2 separate regions of the Mus musculus genome follow, and region 1 is linked to region 2. Evidence: chromatin contacts called from ENCODE Hi-C or POLR2A ChIA-PET data. All regions are on one chromosome and are shown on one strand. The core of a region is the stretch at or near the end of the contact, and the rest is flanking DNA. Distances in the headings are between cores, read along the strand shown. Region 1 has its middle 24 kb from the start of Mir5132. Region 2 holds the start of Hcfc1 (host cell factor C1).

What was found. Hi-C counts contacts between places; a loop is a spot of excess contacts on that map. ChIA-PET counts read pairs that join two places held with the same protein, here RNA polymerase II (POLR2A).
Region 1: a loop to region 2 is called in a map of left cerebral cortex, with 7 times the contacts of the local background. The contact joins the enhancer-like site here to the promoter of Hcfc1 in region 2. A Hi-C loop is called at or near these places in 2 of 37 maps with a recorded cell type or tissue (both left cerebral cortex). POLR2A ChIA-PET finds 5 or more read pairs at or near these places in 4 of 5 experiments (Patski and embryonic stem cell).

What each region holds. Positions count from the first base shown.
Region 1 is chrX:73,996,480-74,002,978 of GRCm38, reverse strand. No RefSeq gene overlaps it. Among named protein-coding and RNA genes, the nearest start is that of Mir5132, 24 kb to the left of the region's middle. Within about 2 kb of position 3,563, at least 1 of the 3 ENCODE cell types and tissues checked has a DNase peak (open chromatin) inside an H3K27ac peak, as active enhancers do.
Region 2 is chrX:73,964,735-73,971,154 of GRCm38, reverse strand. Hcfc1 (host cell factor C1) reads left to right here and starts at 4,798. Exons shown (of 26, transcript NM_008224.4): 1 at 4,798-5,344. The coding sequence starts at 5,152.

The sequences.
Region 1 (6,499 bases), core at 2,314-4,813, 33 kb before region 2:
TCGGGAAAAAAAAAAAAAAAAAAAAGAGTGTTTTATAGGATGCTTTTTCTGATACTTTGGGCTTACTTACTTTTTCTCTGAATTTCCCCTCCTGGCCATGTGCCTATCTGTCCACCATGTACTTGATTTCCAAGCTAGCTTAACTCAACTGGAATACCTGTTTTCCTTTTCTTTTCCATTCTATGGGGACCTGCTGAAATGTATATCTTGCCTGCTCTGAAATTTTTCTTTTTTTTTAAGATTTATTTATTTATTATATGTAAGTACATTGTAGCTGTCTTTAGACACTCCAGAAGAGGGCATCAGATCTCTTTACAGATGGTTATGAGCCACCATGTGGTTGCTGGGAATTGAACTCAGGACCTTTGGAAGAGCAGTCAGTGCTCTTAACTGCTGAGCCATCTCTCCAGCCTGAAAAATTTCTTTTAAACTCTAATACAATTATATTATAAAATTATCATTAAGCTTCAAAAGAAATGTTGGTTAATTGGATCCATTGATAGAATACTATAAATACAGAAGGATACCATTATCTTCTTGCTGTTGGTTTTTCATGTGATTCCATTGTAGTCACAATTAATTTAATTGAAACTTGTTTTAAGACATAGCATATGGTCAGCTTTGCAAGGTGCCCTGTGTGTTTGATGAGTCCCTATTCTGTAGTTGAGGAGCATGCTCTGTGTTGAGTCCTTCAAAGTACTTCTTAGAGCAATACAACTCTCAATGTCCTCAATAATTATCCATCTCCCCATTCTGTCTTACAAACTGAGAAAGGTTTTTTTTTCCTTTTTTTTCTTTTTTTTCTTTTTTCTTTTTTTTTTTTTTTGTTTTTTTTTTTTCAAGACAGGGTTTCTCTGTATAGCCCTGGCTGTCCTGGAACTCAGGCTGGCCTCCAACTCAGAAATCCGCCTGCCTCTGTCTCCCAAGTGCTGGGATTAAAGGCATGGACTACCACGCCCCGCCTGAGAAAGTTTTTGCAGTGTTCACCTGTAACTGTGGATTCACATTTCTTTCTTTCCACTCTGCTAGATTTGTGTTGCAGGAATTTTGAAGCTCTTTCATTGAATACATTTATTCTTTTTTTTTAAAAAAATTTAGTTATTTATTTATTCATTTAATGTAAATACAAGGTAGCTATCTTCAGACACCCCAGAAGAGGGCATCGGATCCCATTACAGACGGTTGTGAGTCACCATGTGGTTGCTGAGAATTGACATCAGGACCTCTGGAAGAGCAGTCAGTGTTCTTAACCACTGAGCCATCTCTCCAGCCACAGAACACACGTATTCTTAATTTATCTTTTTATTGTTATAAACTACCCCTCTGTCCTTGGTAATGTCCCTTCAGAAGTTGGCTTTATCTGGCATTAATATAACTACAGGCTATTGTTTTTCTTTCCTTTAGTGTGTATGAGAAGGGTGTTGACATAGGAGTCTGCTTTGTACCCCAGGCTGACCTTGAACTCCAACAATTCTGGCTCAACTTCCTGGGTATGAGCTAGGGAGTGCTCTTTCTGGCAGGGCACTGGGCTTTTTGTTGTTTTGTTTCAAAACAAGGTCTCATGAAGTTCAGGATACCCTCAGACTTATTTTGTAGCCAAGGATAACCTTGAACTCCTTCCTGATCCTTCACCTCTCGAGAGCTTGAATTACAAGTGAGTGTCACCAAGCCTGGCCAGGATATTCTCTCTTGAACTGCAGGCACTGGATAACAATATGAATAAGACATAAGGTGCTTATTCCTCCAACGGCAAAAGGAAAAGATAAAAACGGTATTTGCAGAGGCACTAGTTGAGAATTTCCCCAAACATATCAAAACCACAGATTACAACCACTAAGCAAAATAAGTCTGAGAATCACACTTAGTCACATCACAGTTTAACTACTTAAAGACAAGGAACTATTTAAAGTACCTGGAAGGAAAGAATATAATGTTTCAAGACAAACAATGGAAGGTAATAGACATCTTTAAATGTGCTGAAAAACGGCCAACCTAGATTTCTAGACCCAGTAAAATACCCTTTAAAAAAGAAAGCAAACATGTGGTGGTGTATGCTCATAATCCTGGCACTCCAGAGGCTGAGGCAGAAAGATCAGGAGTTCAAGGTCAGCCTCCACTGTAGCTGGCCTTTGGTACTTTGTGGGTTCTTCTTTTTCCCACCCTTTATCTCCCCCTATTTCACCCCCTACCACTAGGTAGGAGAGAAAGAAGAATAGAGGAGCGGGGAGAGATCTCTGAATCTATTTTCTTTCCTTTTGTTTCAACCAACCCCCACCAACCCCCACCAAATGACCACCAACCACCAACTCTGCCTATGGGCCTCTAGCATTTATATACCCTCTGAAAAATTCCCAGAATTCCAAATGTCACACAATCACAGAAACTATCTGCAGCTGGCAAAACCATGCCCCTGCTAGAGCATGAGGCATATCATAGCCACTGCAGACAGTCCAAAGTAGCCCCATATTCCACACCTGGGATTAAAACAAACACACATTCTATTTCTGTGGTTTTTTAAAGAAACCAAAATTCCAGAATTCTCACTACAAAGGATCACTTGCCAAAACTAATCTTTGACCTTCCCATCTCAGATGTTAAACTCCCTTTGGTTTACCCTCCTTCTAGTCAGGTCTGGCCCCAGTCAAAGCAGAACAACATCGGATCAAACCCAATGTTTGGCCCTTAGTTTTTCAGTTGAATTGTTTATTCCTAGGGTTTAGGTTTGGTTGTTTGTTTGAGACAAGGTTGGCCAAAGCTGGCCTCAAATATTGATCCTCCTGCCTGCCTCTGCTTCCTAAATGTAGGCATCACCTCACCTGGCTTTCTGAGTTTAAATATGACTGATAACTCAGCAACAGGACCAGTAATGTTTTAGTAATGTTTCCTTTAGTAGTTTTTCTTTTTTTTTCTTTTTTTTTTTTTTAGGTTTTTCAAGACAGGGTTTCTCTGTTTAGCCCTGGCTGTCCTGGAACTCACTTTGTAGGCCAGGCTGGCCTCGAACTCAGAAATCCACCTGCCTCTGCCTCCCGAGTGCTGGGATTAAAGGCGTGCGCCACCACACCCGGCCCATTTATTATTATTATTATTATTTATTATTATTCCTTCTCTTTTCTAAAAATCTACGAGAGCCATGCTGTGGTCTATAGAACGCCAGTTGCTAAAACTGTCTTGAGCAAACCTTTGTAAAAGAAAGCTTGTTTTACACTGTCAGCAGGAGGGTCTAGAATGAAGCTGTAGTCAGTAGAGATTGCATATTAAGTAGAGATAAAGACAATCTGGACGTGAAAGGGACTGTTAATCTATGGGGGCAGGGTTAGGGGAAGCTACTCTGCTCACTTAGAAACCAGAAGAGAAGGATTGCATCTTTCTACCGCCTTTATTCATTTTAAAAAATCATATCGTCAAGACTGCAGCTGTCACACTGGAAATATGCCCTCACTGTTGTTTTTCTCAGAGAGAATTAAAGTCAGGCAAAAGCAGCGACTGGAAGTCTCTCTCTTGGGTTCGGTTTTCTGCTGAGTCACTGCTTTAATGGCTGCTGGAGATAAATGACTCCCCCTCTCCCCAGCTTGTTTCTAAGGCAACCATTGAGCAAGACAGCAAGACAGCAGCAGTGAAGCCAGCTTGGGTCAGAAGCAGCTCCCATGTTGCTACCATGTTGCCTGCTTTCTTTTATTGTCTAGAACAAGTATATGTTTAGAAAAGAGAATGCTGACTCTTAATAGATGTAGCCATAGTGGCCTCTAAAGCATTAGACATTAGCAAAAGGATCACCTTTGCAAATCTAGAAAGTGAAAAAACCCATTGTTGTTACTTATTTACATGTTGTCAGGGGGTTGGGCATTCCCTCTCCCTGCCCCCTCCCCCTTCCCCTTTCTCCCTCCCTACTTCTCTCTTCTTCCCTCCCTTTCCTTCTTCCACTCCTTCTCTTTTAATCAGCTTACAATTAGGTGTAAGTGGGCATAGTAACATTCCTTTAATCCCAACTCTCTGGGGGCAGAGGCAGATGGATCCCTGTGAGTTTGAGGCCAAACTGGTGGTTTACAGAGGGAATTCCAGGACAGCTCGGGCTATACAGAGAAATCCTGCCTCGAAAATAAAAAAAATCAGCAGGTTTCCTTGTGGAATTTGCCTTTTTGATTGTTGTCTTGAGATAACGTTTTCTTGTTACTCAGGCTGGCCTCTAGCTTCCTATGAAGCTGAGGGTGGCTTTGAAGTTCTGATTCTCCTGCATCCTTGAGAGTGCTTTGTGCTACCACACCTGGTTTGTGCAGACTGAGGTTCGAACCCAGGGCCTTGTGCAGCACTTTCTGAATTGAGCTACATTCCCAGGTGAGGTGGAAACTTAATGGTTCCTTGGAAAGTCAGTTATGTTAGGTGGTGTTTTGCTGGGGCAAACACATGAAGGAATGTTTCCTTAAAGTGGACACAGGTGAAAGGCTAAGGCAGACTCATGAAGGAACTTTTAGCTGAAGCAGACAGGAGGAAGTATGTTCTGCTAACGCAAGCACGTGATGAAGGATTCTTTGCTAATGACACACATGTATTGGTCCACCTTTCATTATGTAGTTGAGCTGCATTTGTTGGGACTCCATAGAGAGAAATGCACCAAAAACCTTCTGGTGATGTTGCTACAGTTTCTTGCAGCTTCCAAGGACTCAGGATGATTGGCAGAATGAGAGAGTCACAACCTAGAACTTCTCTTGGTGTCCTTCTTAGTCCCTCCTTCCTACTGACTTGTGCCTAGGCAGAGGCCTGGCTGTCTCTGTTGGTAGTGCCACTGCTGCTGATTCCTGTCTGCTGTCCTGACTCTATGGACCTGGACTGCTGGTGTACCCATGAAGTGTTTGTGAGTAGACGGAGCTGCCACTGCTGACCTCTAAACGAAACTGCCGATTTCCAGACAACACAAATGGGAGTTGCTCCAAAGAACCTTTCTAAACAGGTCCACTTGCCCCATATCCTTTCTTTGCCACTACCTCTGGTAGATGGTGGGCTAAAAGATGTTAAAACATTTAAGAACCATCATTAAAAATAGATTTAAAATAATTAAAATTACACCCAGGTCCCTTTCATTGTCTTCACTGGCCTTTTATTGCATACTTAATCTTTAGTCTGATTTTCTTTAGTATGTACTTTCTTCTTCATGGTGGGTCTAGTTTTTTCTATATTTTCAGGTCCATAATCCTGGTCTATGAATGTATGTTGAAATATTCTCTTCTCATTGGTAACATGTCTTTGATATTTTCTACATAAAAACTAATGTCTAACAGCTCTGACCTGCATATCTGACTTTTAAAAGCTTTTCTGTACTTCATGATTGTTTTATTTCCTTATTTTTGATTAATTAATTTTTATTTCATGTGTATGTCTATGCACCACATTCATGACTAGTGCCTGCAGAGATTCATTTACAAGGGAGATTTTCCATTTTCATTAGGAGGTTTTCCAGGGAGTTATTTATTATCTCCTCTTGGCTAATCTGTTTTCTTTGTATTTCCATCAGGAATGCTATCAAATTTCCACTTCTTATAATTTACTGGCCTTTTCTTTGTGGTCTACTACATGATATTTTCCTATTTCATGTATGTTTGAAAAGAATGTGTAGCCCTCTGTTAGATATATTTCTCTATGTGTATCTGTAAGCCTGATGCTCTTCTGCAGAAAATATGTTTGACTTTTTGGTGCTTGTCTTAGTTAGGGTTTTACTGCCATGAACAGACACCATGACCAAGGCAAGTCTTATAAAAACCAACATTTAATTGGGGCTGGCTTACAGGTTCAGAGGTTCAGTCCATTATCATCAAGGAGGGAGCATGGCAGTATCCAGGCAGGCATGGCACAGGAGGAGCTGAGAGTTCTATGTCTTCATCCAAAGGCTGCTAGTAGAAGACTGACTTCCAGGTAACTAGGGTGAGGATCTTATGCCCACACCCACAGTGACACACCCATTCCAACCAGGTCACACCCATTCCAACAAGGCCACACCTTCAGATGGTGCCACTCCCTGGTCCAAGGATATACAAACCATCACAGTGCTGAAGATTGAACCCTGGATTCTATACATGCTAACTGTATGCTCTGACACTAAGCAACACTCCTGACCCTTAGAAAACATGAATGGCTTTTAAAACGATCATAAGAACATTTACTGTTCTTACAGAAGACCTTGGTTCAGCTCTCAACACCCACATGGTGGCTCACAACAATTTTTTTTAAAGATTTATTTTATTTATATGAGTACACTGTAGCTGTCTTCAGACACACCAGAAGAGGGTATTCCATTATGGATGGCCAAGAGCCGCCGTGTGGTTGCTGGGAATTGAACTCAGGACCTCCGGAAGAGTAGCCAGTGCTCTTAACCGCCAAGCCATCTCTCCAGCCCCCTCACAACAATTTTTAAATGAAAGTATTAAATGCTAGCCATCTATGCCAGTGAATGCCTGTAATCCAGCATTTGGGATGTAGGAGTTCAAGACTAGCCTCAACTATATTAGAC
Region 2 (6,420 bases), core at 3,549-6,048:
AATTTGCTTACCTATAAAATGTGGAAATTGGCAGCTCTTTCTTGATGCCTACACCCATGTCTCTAGTGCATAGTATTCTGCACACACACACACACACACACAGTCATTTTTTCCTGAAACAGGGTTTCTATCTGTAGTCTAGGCTGTCCTAGAACTCAATTTGTAGTCCAGGCTGGCCTCATAGGGGTGATAATCTGCCTGTCTTGTTTTCTGGCCTTGAGAGATTACAGGCATGAGCTACCACACCCAAGTTTTAAAATTTGTTTTATTTTAACTTTATATTTGGTATTTCAAGACAGGATTTCTCTATGTAACAACCCTGGCTATTCTGGGACTCACTTTGTAGACCAGGATGGCCTTGAACTCACAAGAGATCCACTTGCCTCTGCTTCCCTAGTGCTGGGGTTAAAGGAGTGAGCCACCATATCTAGCCAATTTTTGTTTTTGTTTTTGTTTTTGTTTTTTGAGACAGGGTTTCTCTGTATAGCCCTGGCTGTCCTGGAACTCACTTTGTAGACCAGGCTGGCCTTGAACTCGGAAATCTGCCTGTCTCTGTCAATTTTTTTAATATACTTATTTTTATAATATTTCTTTTTGGGGGGGAGCTCGGTGCAGTGGTGCACACCTTTTATCAGCACTAGGGAAGGAGGAGGATCTCTGAGTTTGGGGCCAGCGTGGTCTACAGAGTGAGTTCCAGGACAGCTGGAAGCTACACAGAGAAACCCCGTATTAAGACAAAACAAAACAAAAACCCTCAAAAGAAAAACAAACAAAAAAATAAAATGAAAATTCTCAACTTCAAGAAAAAAGTGTAGCCTCATGGCTCATATCTGTAATCTCAGCTGATAGGGACGCTGCGGCAGGAGGATTGAAAGTTTAAGAGAAGTCTGCCTGAAGTAAACCCTGACTCAAAACGTTTTTTAAAAAAATTTGAGATATAGCTCAGTGGTAGGACACTTGTCTAGAATATATAAAAGCTTGGATTCAATCTCCAGTAAAAATAATAAATGTATAGTATTTTATTGTTTCTTTCTTAAGACAGAATCTCCTACTGTAGTCCAGGCTAGTGCCTGCCTTGGTTACCATCCCCATTGTCTTGTCTCAACCTTCCAAATCCTGGAATTACAGGCAAGAGCAAGTACTGTTTAATTTCAAGGCCAAATGTCCAACCTCCTTCCTGAAGTTTAGGGTAGGGCACAGTTGACTTCTACTCTCCTCCCTTATCTTCTCGCCAAACCCGTCTGCTCTTTGGCTTCTCAGATATGTCCTAGAGTCCCCTGGATCCTGGGGACATAACTGCTGGGCTTAAATATGAGGTTTTCTTGCCTTGAGTGTGTGTTGCTAAGAAGGACCACCAGGTCTAATATATGTGGGTCCCACTACTGAAACTCATTACCACCATCAGGGAACTGAAGTTTTTATCCTAATTTTGTCGCCATGTCTGGAGTGGGGGTGGGGGTACATCTGCTCTTGTGTTCTTACCTCCAAGCCAGGATTAACATGGTCTGTATTCGGAGGCCCTGAATCTTTTCTTAAGTACCCTTGCACCTCATCATATCCCTTCTAGCCAACCTTTTGGCTAGAGTCAAATTACCATCCACACGTATCCTTGAAGAGGCTTCAGCTGGGACACAAGCTGAGGCTCCATCTGGTGTCTCTGCATTCTTCCCTGCACCCATATGGATCTCTATATTAAAGTTCTCTGCACCCATATGGGCACCCACATAAGCCTATCTTCCAGCATGCAGAATGGTGACATGATGATAGGAGTCAGATCCTGTCAACTGAGGAGGACATCCAGGAAGGGTATAGATAAAGCAGTCCTTCCTGCAAATGGAATCAGAGTCTACCAGAGTCAGAGATGAAAGTCACATACAATGAAACTAATTGCCCAAGTCTCCTAGGAGAATCAAGCTGGCTTCTTTGTAGCTTAATTCCTTGTACCCTTGAACTGCCATGACCCTTGTTCTAGGCCAAACAGCTCTTTAGAAATTACCCCTAGCAACTGACAGGGAAGACACATAGTGTTGGCTCTTAGGTCTTGGGACTATTGGGAATATCCTGCCAAGTGTGACAATGTATCTTGCCTTCACTCCACCTCTATTTCTGTAGAAACTAGTTGTGTAGCAGGCATTTGCTCCAAATTTCAACCACTCTGTCCAGCTAACAACTTCCCAGCTAAGGAACATCTTCATAAAATACATGTTCTTTACACATGCCTTTTTCTTGTGGTTGTATAGATTTAAGCACCAGCCACTGTCACCTCCAAGCTGGAACAGAGGTAGCTTTTTGGCTTGCAGTATTTATGAGAACATTCTATTGTGCCCAGGACTGTCCATTGAGATTTTTCTGCAGATGTGAAGGCATAGAAAGGGACACTCCCAGATTTGGATAACCATAGCCACCTATAAGCCCCCAGCCCCCAGAGGAACTAATTGGTAGCTTCTGATTTTGAGAACAAAACATGCTGAATTCAGTTAAGCCCCTGGAAGACCAGCAGCTCAGATCCTTTATTTTACAGGAAAGTGTTTGGATTATAAAAGAGACTGGCCAAGGTCACCAGCTCTTAATGGTGCAACAATATAAACAGGGGCTCATCTCTGGCCTTTACTAAATGAATATTTGCAATTGGATAAACTAAAGCTGAGAATACTAAATAAACTTAATACATGAAAAGAAGATTATTACATATTGTTTACAGTATGATATGGTAATTTGCACATGATATTGATATCAAATTATAAGATCTACAGCAGGTTCAATACAGCAACATTAAAGTTATTCAGGCTGCCAGTAGAGCTTGTAATTTAATTTCTAGATCTGTACAAAGCAGCTACAGGACCTATAGTGATCTGTACATATCCTTTGATGACAAAGTCACAGGTGTTTCTGATACTCCTTGTTCTGCTTCCTACATTTTCAACTATAGGAAATGTCAAAATTCCACTAGTAGTTAAAATAAGGATGGAATAAAGAAAGGTTAGTGTGGAGAAATAATCTGCTTTTAGTGTGTGCTCTGGGACATCAGTTTAGGACCTCTGTGCTACAACCTGCCTATGACAGTGATGACAGTGCTGTGTCTAAATGGCCTCCTTGGAGACTTGGAACGTAGACATGAAGACGATAACGCTCCTTTTTCAAGGTTGTTGTGTGAGCTTACAATATTGGCGCGAAAAAAAACAGCGTTCACCATCCGGGGATTTTTACTTCTCTGCCTTTGCTGGGGAAAATTCAAATCTCAAAAAAGGGCGGACCCATAAAGATGTTGTACGCCTGCGCAAAGGTGGGGCGAGAAGCCCTGGGAAGAAGGCGGGGCGGGTGACGCGAGTGGCGCAGACTGCTCCCGCGCTGGCTTTGCTCCGGTGCCGGTAGCCTCCCAGGGCCGCTGGCTGCGGGTAGCCTGGTGCGCTGCAATTCAGAGCGCGTGGCCGAGTCCTTCGGGAGGCGCGGGCGGATGTGGAGACGCCTCGGGGTGTTGCTGGCGCTCCTGGGAGCGGGCAGCAGCTCCGCCCCTGTGAGCTCATGGCGTCACCTTCCGCTCTGGCCCCGCCTGCAGCTACCCGCTGTAGCTGGGTTCTAAGTGTCGCAGAGTGTTCGGAGCGGGAAAAGAGATGCTTCTCAGCAAAGGGTGCAATCGCAGTATTCTTTGCCACCCTTAACTACCATGTGTCATGCCGCCACTGCTAGTTAAAGGCCATTTCTCTGGTTTGTGTCCCATCAGCGACCTGGGAGACAGTTCCCAGGGGGCGTGGCCAAGCGACTGAACGGAGTTAGATTTTCATCCGGGCATCCCTAGATGCCGCGGCCATCTTTGTTTTGTGCTGAAACTCGCTATTGACGCCCGCAGACGACCGGGCGTGGGGAAGTGGCAAGATGGCGACTCCCAGAGTGGAGGCGTGGAAGAGCCCTGGTGGGGGGGAGTGCAGGGCGGGGCACTACTGCACCTGACCTGAACTCTACTGTCTCTAGCTTACTGCACAGAGCACCAACTCGCCCGCAAATAGACAACGCACTGGTTTTTAAAGAAGCTTTTAATTCTTTATGAGCTTTGGGTCCTTTAAGAGGCTTGAGACCAGAGTCAAAGACGTGCGAAGGCGGGGAGGAGGGGGAAAGGTGACGTCTTCTGACCCCGCCCCCTCGCCCGATAGCCGCCATGTTTAGTTGTTACTTCTTCACACAAGATGGCGGCTCCCAGGGAGGAGGCATGATCGCCCTGCCGTTACCGCTTCTTCTGCCGTACAATTGTCACTTCGGGTCTTAACTCCTGCTCTTTCGAGCGGCTCCTGTGGGAAGGAGTCTTAAGGAGGGAAGCGAGGATTGGACGCTGCCTTGCGTTTGGTTTGCTGTGGAAGAACTGTCCAGGAAGAAGAGGATAGGTGGGGTGGGGGGGGGAAGAGAAGCTAGTCTCAAGATGGCGGCTCCCAGGGCGGCCGCCACAGCCTGAATAGCAGAGGCGGACTCAAGGGAGAGGTGCAAAACCTCTCGAGCCATACGGGTCGGGGCTTCGAGCAGCAACTGAGAGTTGGAGCCCGTTCCGCCAGCCTCTGACACGCCTTTATTACTTAGGAACGTTGGGGTTCTGCGATCGGTGGTTGTACTAAGTGCTGGGTGGGGAAGCAGGACGGTTTCAAGATGGCGGCTTCCACAATTGTGGTCTGACTGTCGGCGAAGTTGAGACAACCGCGGCATTTGTGGCTCTTTTCCACCCGCCCCGGAAGCCAGCCAGTGCTGGGGACGGGGGGTGTGGGAACCGGGCCGGGGCTCCGCCATTTCCGGCGGGGGAGGGCTACGACTGAGGAAGGGAGGAGAGAGAGGCGGCTCAAGATGGCGGCTCCCAGAGCCTCCTGCTCGAGGTTCTAAGCGGGAACACCCAGGCAAATAGTTAGAGCGACGGCGCTCAGTGGCCTCCAGCTTCTCGGGAATAGGTGCTCTGCAGTTCTGAGAAGCTTTTAAGGATACGAGCTGAGTGAGAAGGGGGGGAAGAGCCAAAGGAAGGAGGATAGTTAAGATGGCGGCCTCCATGGAGTCGTCCACCGCTGTGTAAGGAGCCGCTTCTTCGTGAGAGCTGCCTTAGACGAAAGGGGGTGTGTGAAGAATTAAGGGTATCCTCCCATTCAGTGACCTCTTCCCACTGCATCCTTAACCGGAACTATGGCTTCGGCTGTGTCTCCCGCAAACTTGCCAGCGGTGCTTCTGCAGCCCCGCTGGAAACGGGTGGTGGGCTGGTCGGGTCCCGTGCCCCGACCCCGCCACGGCCACCGTGCAGTGGCTATCAAGGAGCTTATAGTGGTGTTTGGCGGCGGCAACGAGGGGATAGTGGACGAACTACACGTGTACAACACTGGTAAGTGCTACCGCCCTGGGTTTCTCAAAGTCTTCCCTCCATCTCTCTCCTAACCCTTCTTTTCCCTATCTTCTCTTTTCCTATCTCACTCCCCTGATGTGTTTTCCTTCTCTCTTTGCACTTATTGCCATCTTTGCTTTCTCCCTGATTTTTCAACCCCCGTTCTTACACCCCCGTACTCTTCTGTGTTTAAAGGTTGCATTTCGGTACTTAGAGAAACCCTCTACTCCGACTGGTGAGGGGGAGGGGATGTCGCGGGCGACAGTGACTTCAGACGTACACCGTTACCCAGTGGGCTGGGGCTGGCGCGGCAGCGGATGTGTTCTCTTGGCGCAGGCGGAATCCTCCCCCCTCCTGCGATAGTCCTCATCTCCAGCGCCCATGCTCGTTCGGGAGAAAAGATAATATTTAGATCACAGATCCGTTCTCTACACCCAGAAAAAAAGAGGGAAGCATTCTTTAAGGTGCAGGCTTTTAACAGACTAATGAGACCCTCGTGGCAAATACGAATGGCATGATGACTATACTGCCCCCCCCTACACACACATGGGGGTATTGTACCAGTTGTGAATTTTTGTAGTTTTTTTTTCCTTCAAATTATTTCTTTTCCTAATCTGGTGCCTTAACAATTGAGTTCCCCCACCCCGCCCCCCATAGCAGACTGGAGGGCTCAGTGTGTCTTTTGTGTGTGTGTGTGTGTGTGTGTGTGTGTGTGTGTGTGTGAGAGAGAGAGAGAGAGAGAGAGAGAGAGAGAGAGAGAGAGAGATTGAAGGGGTTAACTAGTGCCTCCTTCCCCAAACCCAAGCCCTTGCAAATTGGGAGGAGCCTATCTGCAGGTATAGCTGATCTAAAGCCTGGCCTCTGTCCCCTCCCTTATGGGAGCCACATGTTGTTCCTTGCTTGCTTCCCTTGCTCTGTCTTTAGGGCAGAAAGCTTTGAGTCCTTCTCTGGTAGCCTCTTGGCACTTTCTGCACATGTAGTACGGGGGATTGGCCTGAGTCGCCGGTTGACTGCCCAAGAGCCTTCAGGACCTTTTCCTTGCCCTAAGGGAAAAGAAGTGCTGGGGCTTGCCAAAG